2 separate regions of the Homo sapiens genome follow, and region 1 is linked to region 2. Evidence: read pairs that join two places in POLR2A ChIA-PET (ENCODE). Cell type or tissue: B cell. All regions are shown on one strand. Each heading gives the region's core, and the rest is flanking DNA. Links, peaks and the distances in the headings are about the cores only. Region 1 overlaps LINC-PINT (long intergenic non-protein coding RNA, p53 induced transcript). Region 2 overlaps LINC-PINT (long intergenic non-protein coding RNA, p53 induced transcript).

The links. Peaks named below come from ENCODE experiments on the same cell type or tissue, not always from the same donor. Only the 100,000 strongest peaks of a DNase experiment are listed, where the experiment ranks them.
Region 1: POLR2A ChIA-PET joins it to region 2 with 8 read pairs; 4 of 35 experiments call an interaction of 5 or more read pairs at or near these places.

What each region holds. Positions count from the first base shown.
Region 1 is chr7:131,074,702-131,079,096 of GRCh38, forward strand. All of the region lies in intron 2 of LINC-PINT (long intergenic non-protein coding RNA, p53 induced transcript), which reads right to left. Among named protein-coding and RNA genes, the nearest start is that of LINC-PINT, 33 kb to the right of the region's middle. RefSeq lists an enhancer at 4,177-4,321 and a cis regulatory region at 4,249. In B cell, for the core only: no CTCF peak of the experiment used is centred there; no DNase peak of the experiment used is centred there.
Region 2 is chr7:131,014,653-131,019,047 of GRCh38, forward strand. All of the region lies in intron 3 of LINC-PINT (long intergenic non-protein coding RNA, p53 induced transcript), which reads right to left. Among named protein-coding and RNA genes, the nearest start is that of LINC-PINT, 93 kb to the right of the region's middle. In B cell, for the core only: no CTCF peak of the experiment used is centred there; no DNase peak of the experiment used is centred there; H3K27ac peaks cover 768 bases.

The DNA.
Region 1 (4,395 bases), core at 221-4,220, 60 kb after region 2:
TGCACCTAACACTATCGTCATACCTTTAGTTCTATTGACTATTCTGGGCTTCCTCCCAAAATGAATAAACTCCAAGTCTCTGCCCCTCCTGGACCTACTTAACTAAGTGGGCCAAATCCAGCCATTTTCTAAGAGATGCCAATTAGAGAATAACGTTACGTAAGGACAGAACACTGTTTAAATAGGGTATCTTTCTGCCAGTCCCCACTAGTAGGTTTCACACTTGGGTTTTGTCACCCTATCTTAATTGAATACATAGTTTTCTCCTGTAAAGACACAATATTTTGCTTTCTCTTATCTGCTAATGAGAGAATCCTACTTGGTACTCCGCAGTGAATAATAGACTTCGAGTTTGTTCAAAAACACCAAAAAATTTACTGCTATGAAAAACAAAAAAATTACTGCTATGTATCCTGGGAATTCAAATGCTATCCATCTGGACTACATTTTACACATAAAAATCTCACAGTATCCAATTATCATGGTAGGTTTAAAGCAGGGGTATCCAATCTTCTGGCTTCCCGGGACCATACTGGAAGAAAAATTGTCTTGGGCCATACATAAAATATACTAACACTAATGATAGCGATTAGCTAACAACAACAACAAAAAATCATACAAAAAAAAAATCTCATAATGTTTTAAGACAGTTTACTAATTTGTGTTGGGCCGCATTCAAAGCTGTCCAGGGCCACATGTGGCCTGCAGGCCACAGGTTGGACAAGCTTGGTTTAAAGTATCAAAAGGCATCTCCCAAGCCTTCCATGATTTTATTTTATTTTCCCTCTGGCTAGCAATTCCTTGGACTCAGTCCTTTCTGTTAGGCTGGTCTACCTCCACTCCTAGACCCAGGCTGAGCACTCTCTCAAACCCCAAGGTAAAAAGAGGAAGTCGTTTTCCATCTGGGTCCCAGATCTAGTCCTTTCAGGTCAAAAGTTTTCTCCTCAGCTGCTGGACTCACCACTTAACCACTCAGGCTTCCCCCTTCCAGAGGCTTCCCTCTCTGTTTTAGTCCATTTTCTGTTGCTTATAGAATACCTGAAACTGGATAACTTATAAAGAAATGAAATTTATTTCTTACAGTTCTGGATACTGGGAAGTCCAAGGTTGAGAGACGGTATCTGGTGAGAGCCTTCTTGCTGGTCGTGAGTCTCTGCAAACTCCGAGGCAGTGCAGGGCATCACATGGCGAGGGGGCTGAGTGTTGCTCTCTCTTTCTCTTCTTACAGAGCCACAAGCCCCACTCCCATGACAACCCATTAATCCACTAACCCGTTAATCCATTAATCCATGAGTGGATTAATCAATTCATGAGGGCAAAGCCCTCATGACCCAATCACCTCTTAAAGATTCTACCTCTCAATACTGCCACACTGGGGATTAAATGTGAACGTGAGTTTTGGAAGGGACAAACATTCCAACCACCGCACTCTCCTTGAGCATATTCTCAGCCTCACTTCTGTACTGTTTAGCATGGATTCTTATTCCTTGCTGAAAGTCAGTTTTCTTCTACAGCTCTGCCCAGCATCACCCACTCATCTGACTCAGCAAGAGTCACACAAATTGCATATTTTAAGAAGATCCTTTGCGGTATCTTGAGCATTCATCTTCCCTTTACATTTGAATAAAACAATAATGCATGGACTTCTGATTACAGTTTAAGCTCCTTGACACTAGGTAGGCAAATGCCCCCTTTTTGTCCATGACTTTTAGGATCAGAAATTTTTCACCACAGACATTAACACAGTTGCCTTTAAATTACGCAGTCTGAGCAAGACAATAGCTTTAAAATAAAGCAGAAGAGATTTTATAGTTTCTAATCACCTGTATACCAAAACACTTAAATGAACCACTGATGGGGCTTGTCAAATTTTTAATTCTGTCAATCTGCAAGGAAAAAGAAAAAAGAAAATGGAGAGAAAACAATTATCCACCCTCGAAGATTTGGTATTATTTGCCTGAGGGAAGATTTTAGGATGTTTTAGAGTCCCTCTGATTTATTGTTCTTTGTTTTCATCATTACATTAGAATGTAATCTGATCCACTCTGATGGTCCCAGAGAACCATGATCCTTTCTTTCCAAAACATCCACTACAAGACTGGACCTGGCTTTTGGTACTCTTCCTTCTTTAAACTCATTCCAAAAAAAGGCTTCAGAGAATGACTTTCTAAAGTCAACACAAACTTCAGACTTTGGGTCTGTCTCACAATTGGTCACAGAGTGCAGATGAAACTCAAAGTCAGTCGTGCTCTCAAAGCAAAACACTGAACAAAGATAAGCCCAGTCTTCAAACAACACGCAAGCCCACTGGCTTACTTCCGTAAAGGGCCCAAGTTACAGAAACGCCTGTTCTGTAAATGGCTTTGGTTACTTTCTCAGGATCATCTGCTCAAACAGTGATATGTCAGTCACTGCTAAGATCTTTAAAGAAAAACATCTTTCACTGGCACAGGATAGAGCATTCAAGAATTCAAAGAAACATTTGTAGATTAAAAAAAAAAAAAAAAAAACCTTCAGCATGGCAAATCTCAGCCTGTGGCTTTTGGCTTCAGATTACTTGCATAATACTTTGTTTTTGTGAGATCCTCAAAAATGAGTGGTTATATATTTTTCATTTTAAAAAGTTTCTTCCTTTCCTATTTGTGATTAGAATAGAAACTGTTTAGTTTAAAAAAAGTATTTTCCTTCAGAAACCTATCCTACAAATCAACGTAGTTCTGTCAACGACCCCAGATAAATATTAAGTTGGACAGACACATCAAACAACATTAAACAAATAACTATGTGAACTGAATTAATTAGTTACACAATTAATTCTCTACTTTTGGCAAATGCTTGATTCTGTTCTTAAAAGGTTAAATACAATATAAGAGCAGTTTAATGTCATGAGGAGCCTTGTATATTTGCTGAACACCAGGAAAACCTTAAAGCACAACTTCATTAAATTCAAAGCAAAGAGATTTGACTCCTTCAGAGTGACATAATTAGAGAAAGGACTAAAGGGAGAACTGAAGGGTCCTAAAAAGAGCATGGCCTTGGGTATTGGGAAGATCAGGATTTGAATCCTGGCTCAGTTATTTGCCAGCTGTGTGGTCTTGCACAAGCTACATAAACTCTCTGAAAATCAGTTTATTCAGCTGTAAAATGAGAAAAATAATGTCACTGCACAGAATTGTTACGGAGATTCAATGAGTTAGATGAAGCACTTAGAACCAATGTGGCACCTGACACATGCTCGACAGGATGTCTGTGATTGACGTGAATTCCCTTCTTCTAATTCCCTTCCCTGTGTAAAACTGATGTGGCAGATCGTAGGACTTTGTAATGGTTGTAAATAGTTGGTTTCTTGAAAAAAAAAAAAAAACTATATTCAAATTATATTTTTAAGATGCTGAAGGAAATCCTGACAGGTTACAACATGGATGAACTTTGAATACGTTGCGCTGAAACAGGCCAGTCACGAAAGGACAAATATTGTATGATTCCTCTTGTATGAGGTTCCCAGAGTAGTCAGAAAGTAGGATGGTGGTTGTCAGCAGATGGAGGAGAGGGAAATGGGGAGTTGTTTAATGGGTACAGAATTTTTTTTTTTTTTTTTTGAGATGGAGTCTCACTCTCGTCCAGACTGGAATGTGGTGGCGTGATCTTGGCTCACTGCAACCTCCACCTCCTGGGTTCAAGCGATTCTCCTGCCTCAGCCTCCTGAGTAGCTGGGATTACAGGTGCGCACCACCACGCCCTGCTAATTTTTATATTTTTAGTAGAGACAGGGTTTCACCATGTTGGTCAGGGTGGTCTTGAACTCCTGACCTCGTGATCTGCCTGCCTTGGCCTCCCAAAGTGCTGGGATTACAGGCGTGAGCCACCACGCCCAGCCAGAGTTTCAATCATGGAAAGTGAAAAGGTTCTGGAGATGTATGGTGGTAATGGTTGCACAACAATGTGAATGTACTTAATGCCAAAAAAACCACTCAAGAATGATTAAATGGTAAAGTTTATGTTATGTATATATTTACCCCCGCTACACACACACATACTGAAAAGTGCTTGGTATTTTTAAAAATCTTACAACAAATTCTTTTGAAAAAGTTTTGTTGTTGTTTTTGTTTGTTTGAGACAGGGTCTCACTCTGTTCCAATGGCTTCGTATTCCTGCTCATCTCAGCTTGACCTCTTGTGGCTATCTCTCCTTTTGAAACTGTTCTTAAATGGCTCTTTTCCCGAGTGTGCCCTTTAAATGTTGGAGTGTCCCAGAGTCCTCTGCATGACCCTCTCTCGTTTTGCTCAGCAAGCTCTCCTTATATAATCTCACCCATTCACACACATGTGAATATGTTTCCGTCTGCTGGTTCTCTCCATTTGGGTGCCCCATTCTAAAATGTCCAGAACCAAACTC
Region 2 (4,395 bases), core at 134-4,133:
AAAGTCACTGCATTTAACGACAGATGTAACTGAACCAAGTGCGGCACTGTGTAACAGAGCCTTCTGCAACAGTGGAGATGTCCCCATCCATGCTATCCAACACCAGAGCTACCAACCACAAAGGACTAAGGAGTACTTCACATCTAGTACAACTGAGGAATGTTTCAGTTTAATTTAAAATACGGATTCAAATGTAAATAGCCACATGTGCCTAGCGGTCACTGAATTGTGGGAAGTCAGAAAAAGATACCAACTCTTCTTATAAAACAGAGGAATAACAGGAACTGTGTATGAATATATAGGGTAAGCCTAGCAGATTACGCCCAAGCACATCTCCTAAGAATTGTCTTTCTTAACATATGCAAGGCTGAGTGGACCAGTTCCAAAAATAATTTGTTTAGTTAAAGTTGGAACAAGCATCAAGTTATGTTGCAATTACCTCTAAAATTTGAAATTAAAATAATTTTAATTTACCCAAACTCTATGTTTGATTATGCATTCTGTTTTACATTTTTCCTGGCATGACGTTGCATGTGGATCACACTAAATTAACAGTTTCCCTGTTAGGCGAAAAAAACAAACTGCAGAACGGTATGTACAATGTTATGCCAACCATGTCAGTGTATATGTTTGTATAGGAATACAATTCCTCTAGAACACTGCTGTCTAACAGGACACTTTGTAAGAATGGAAACGTTCTATGTCTGCACTGTTCATCACGGCAGCCACCAGCCACATGTGGCCATGGCACACTTGAAATATGGCTAGTGTGACTGAGGAACTCAATGGTTAACTATATTTCATTTTAATTAGTTTAAATTCAAACAGCCACAAGTGGCTAATGACTACCTTATGAGATGGTGCGAGAAGACTAAACAAACCCCAAACTTAAAATGGCTACCTCCCAGGGATTATGACTGGAGGGAAGAAAATAAACTTTTACTTACTTTAAATACCACTGTGTTGCTTGGATCTACTTATTTAATTGTGTACAACTGGCATGTACAATGCATTAAACAAACAGATAAAAAGGGGAGGTATCTTAGCCAGCGTGGGCTGTTCTAACAAAATACCATCAACTGGGTGACACAGACAAAAGGAATTTATTTCTCACAGTTCTGGAGGCTGGAAGTTCAAGATCAAGGGGCCGGCAGATGTGGTTCCTGGTGAGGGCTTTCCTCCTGGCCTGCTGTGCCCTTACAAGGCAGGGAGAGACGGAGCACTTGGGTCTCCCTTCTTCTTATAAGGACACAAATCCCAATATGGGGGCCCTACCTACATGACCTCATGAAAACCTCATTGCCTCCCAAAAGTTCCACATCCAAATACCATCGCATTGGGAGTCAGGCCTTCAATATAGGGATTTTGGGGGAAGACAAAAACATTCAGTCCATTACAGAAGGAGAAAGGGAAAAATCAAAGATTCCTTCTCCTTTCTGTATTTTTCTCCACTCCATTCGCTTAGCTTAATAAGTACTATGGAAACATTAGGCATCTGAAATCTGGTTGTGTTTTGTTTTGTTTTGTTTTGGTAGAGACAGGGTCTTGCCGTGTTGCCCAAGCTGGTCTGAAACTGTTGGCCTCAAGTGATCCTCCTGCCTCAACTTCCCAAAGTGCTGGGATTACAGGTGTGAGGCACCGTGCCTGGCCTGGTTCTTGAATAGCTGGAACAATGGCATTTCCAACCAAGCAGATATGCAACCAAGTATCTGGACCTTAGGCTATTATAAATTCCAGTGTGAAACAATGTACTAGTGATTCAAAGTCCTCATGTTTACACAATCTCTTGATGACCCCAACAAATGAATGGAGGTGCCAAATCCATGCTAGGCAAGCTGGAAATGACACTTCCCTTGTTACCTTTAACCATACTTGTTCATTGTTCATTGCTGTGCTGCAAGGAGCTGAACTACCTTAAAATGGTCCCAGAAGCTCCCTCTGGGTTGCCTCAACCAACTAGCCTCTCCCAGCTCTTTCCTTTGGAAGCCAAAGGCACTTTATTCCAGTGGAAGAGGTCATATTCAAGCTCAGCTTCCCACAAGCCCAGTGGCTTCCTCCACTCTGAGTGTGGGGATACCGGGGTTTCCCACAGATACTGAGGTCTCCAGGTACAGGGATGCTGGCATTCCCAAGCAATGCCTGCAAACAGCCATCCCAAATCCATATATCCCGATCCTAAGCAGCCTTTATGTTCACCCACGGTCAAAGCTGCTTTCTTGTTCCCCATAAAAAAAAGATTAGGGTGGTTGCCAGGGGGTGAGGAGAGGGAAAAATAGGGACTGATTGCTTAATGGAAACAGGGTTTCTTTTGTGAGGGGATAAAGAGGCTTTGGAACTAGACAGAAGGGTAGCTGTACAACATTGTGAAGGTACTGAAATGCCATTGAATTATTCACTTCAAAATGGCTGATTTTATGTTATGTGGATTTTGCCTTCAAAAACCTATTAAAAATAAGGCCAGGCGTAGTGGCTCATGCCTGTAATCCCAGCACTTTGGGAGCCAAGGCAGGTGGATCACCTGAGGTCAGGAGTTCAAGACCAGCCCAGACAACATGGTGAAATCCCGTCTCTACTAAAAATACAAAAATTAGCTGGGTGTTGTGGTGCGTGCCTGTAATCCCAGCTACTCAGGAGGCTGAGGCAGGAGAATCACTTGAACCCAGGAGGCAGAGGTTGCAGTGAGCCAAGATCGCGCCATTGCACTCCAGCCTGGGCGACAAGAGAGAAATTCTGTCTCAAATAATGAATGAATGAATGAATGAATGAATGAATGAATGAATGTCAGGGGCAACATTCCATCAGTCACACAGAACTGCCCTGGTGGACCGCCTTCCTCCCTGTTCTCAACCAAGCTTTGTAAGATTTCCTTTTCCCTAACAAGCCTTGTAGAATTTGTCCTGAACCCTAGGGACCATGAGGGAACTCGCCTAACCTCTCCAACACTTTATGTTTCCAACACAGCCACAGATCCAGCTGTTGCTCTGGAGTTTTTCTCTGTGAATATTTTTTCATCTTGTTCTGCTATTTCCTACCATATTCCCCACAAGGAACTTTCACTCAGCATCCTACTGGAATTCAACATTGTGGGTTAATGCTATGCTCCTTGTCTGCAGTGGTGAAAAAATTCCTCAAGAGACTTTGACTGGAAACTTGATTGCTCTGCTTCAATCAAACACAGTGGCTGGACCTATCTGGACAATGGGTGCAATCATTATGATTATGGTCAATTAATATCACCAACCCATTGTTTGACTAAACTGACAAATGGCTGAAATAGTGGAATTAGCTGATTGTTCTCCCTTATTACACCCTCATACAGCAACCCCTGGTAGGAATATTAGTAGTAAGGAGGTGAAAGTAGGGGGATAAAGACAAATGGGTTTCTTCAGCCCTCTCTCTGCCACCTCTGCCACCTCTACTCCAGCCCCTGGTCATGCTCTAGAACCATGTTTCCAAAATAAATTTGACTACGAAATCCTTTTTTCATGGAACACCTGCCAACATCTCCTCCTATTCACCTTGCACATCCCTCACTTTCCCCATTTCAGTAGATAGCACTTCCCTTTACCTAGTTGTTCAGTCTAAAAGTCTTGGAATTATCCTTGGTTCTTCTTTCTCTCATACCCTACAACCGAGCTATCAACAAATTATACCAGCTTTATCTTCAACATCCCCAATCTAACCCTTTCTTCCAACTCCCAATGCTACTAACCCTGTCTCAGCCACCACCTACCCACCTGGACCACCCCGCTCACTTGGGCCACACCACACTTCCACTCTTGTCCCCAGCACACTCCCGCTGCCCCCATAGCATCCAGTAACCCTTTACAATTAAAAGTCCTAACACACCTTTCCCCTGTCCAGGAAGGGCCTCTCAGGCCACTGGGAGTCAAATCTAAACTGCCCATCACAGCCCATCAGGCTTGCATGGACTGACCCCTGGGTACCTTTCCAATTCCATTTCCAAATGCTCTGTCCTTTGTTGCCCACTCTGCTCCAGTGACACGAGGGCTGACAGAGGTGCTCCTTTGACCTGCCCAGCACTCTCTCACCCCAGGGTGTGATTCCCCCTGCCTGGAACGCTCTTCCTCTAACTGTCACCTGCTCGGAGAGGCCTGGAGACTTAGCGAAACGTGACTCTCTATCCCTCTACTTGGCTTTGCACCTCTTCACAGCATTTATCACAACCTGACATGGCACCCCATGTTTACTGGGTGCCCCCTACCCACTAGGGCAAAAGCTCAAACAGGCAGCAATGCTGTTCTGTGCCCCACCACATCCCTAGCACTCAGAGCCAGGCCTGGTTGGTAGGAGTGCTCAATACATACTTATTAGATCAATTAATAAATAATTCTCATAGAACCATCCCTCAGAACCATCTACTGTGAATTCCTT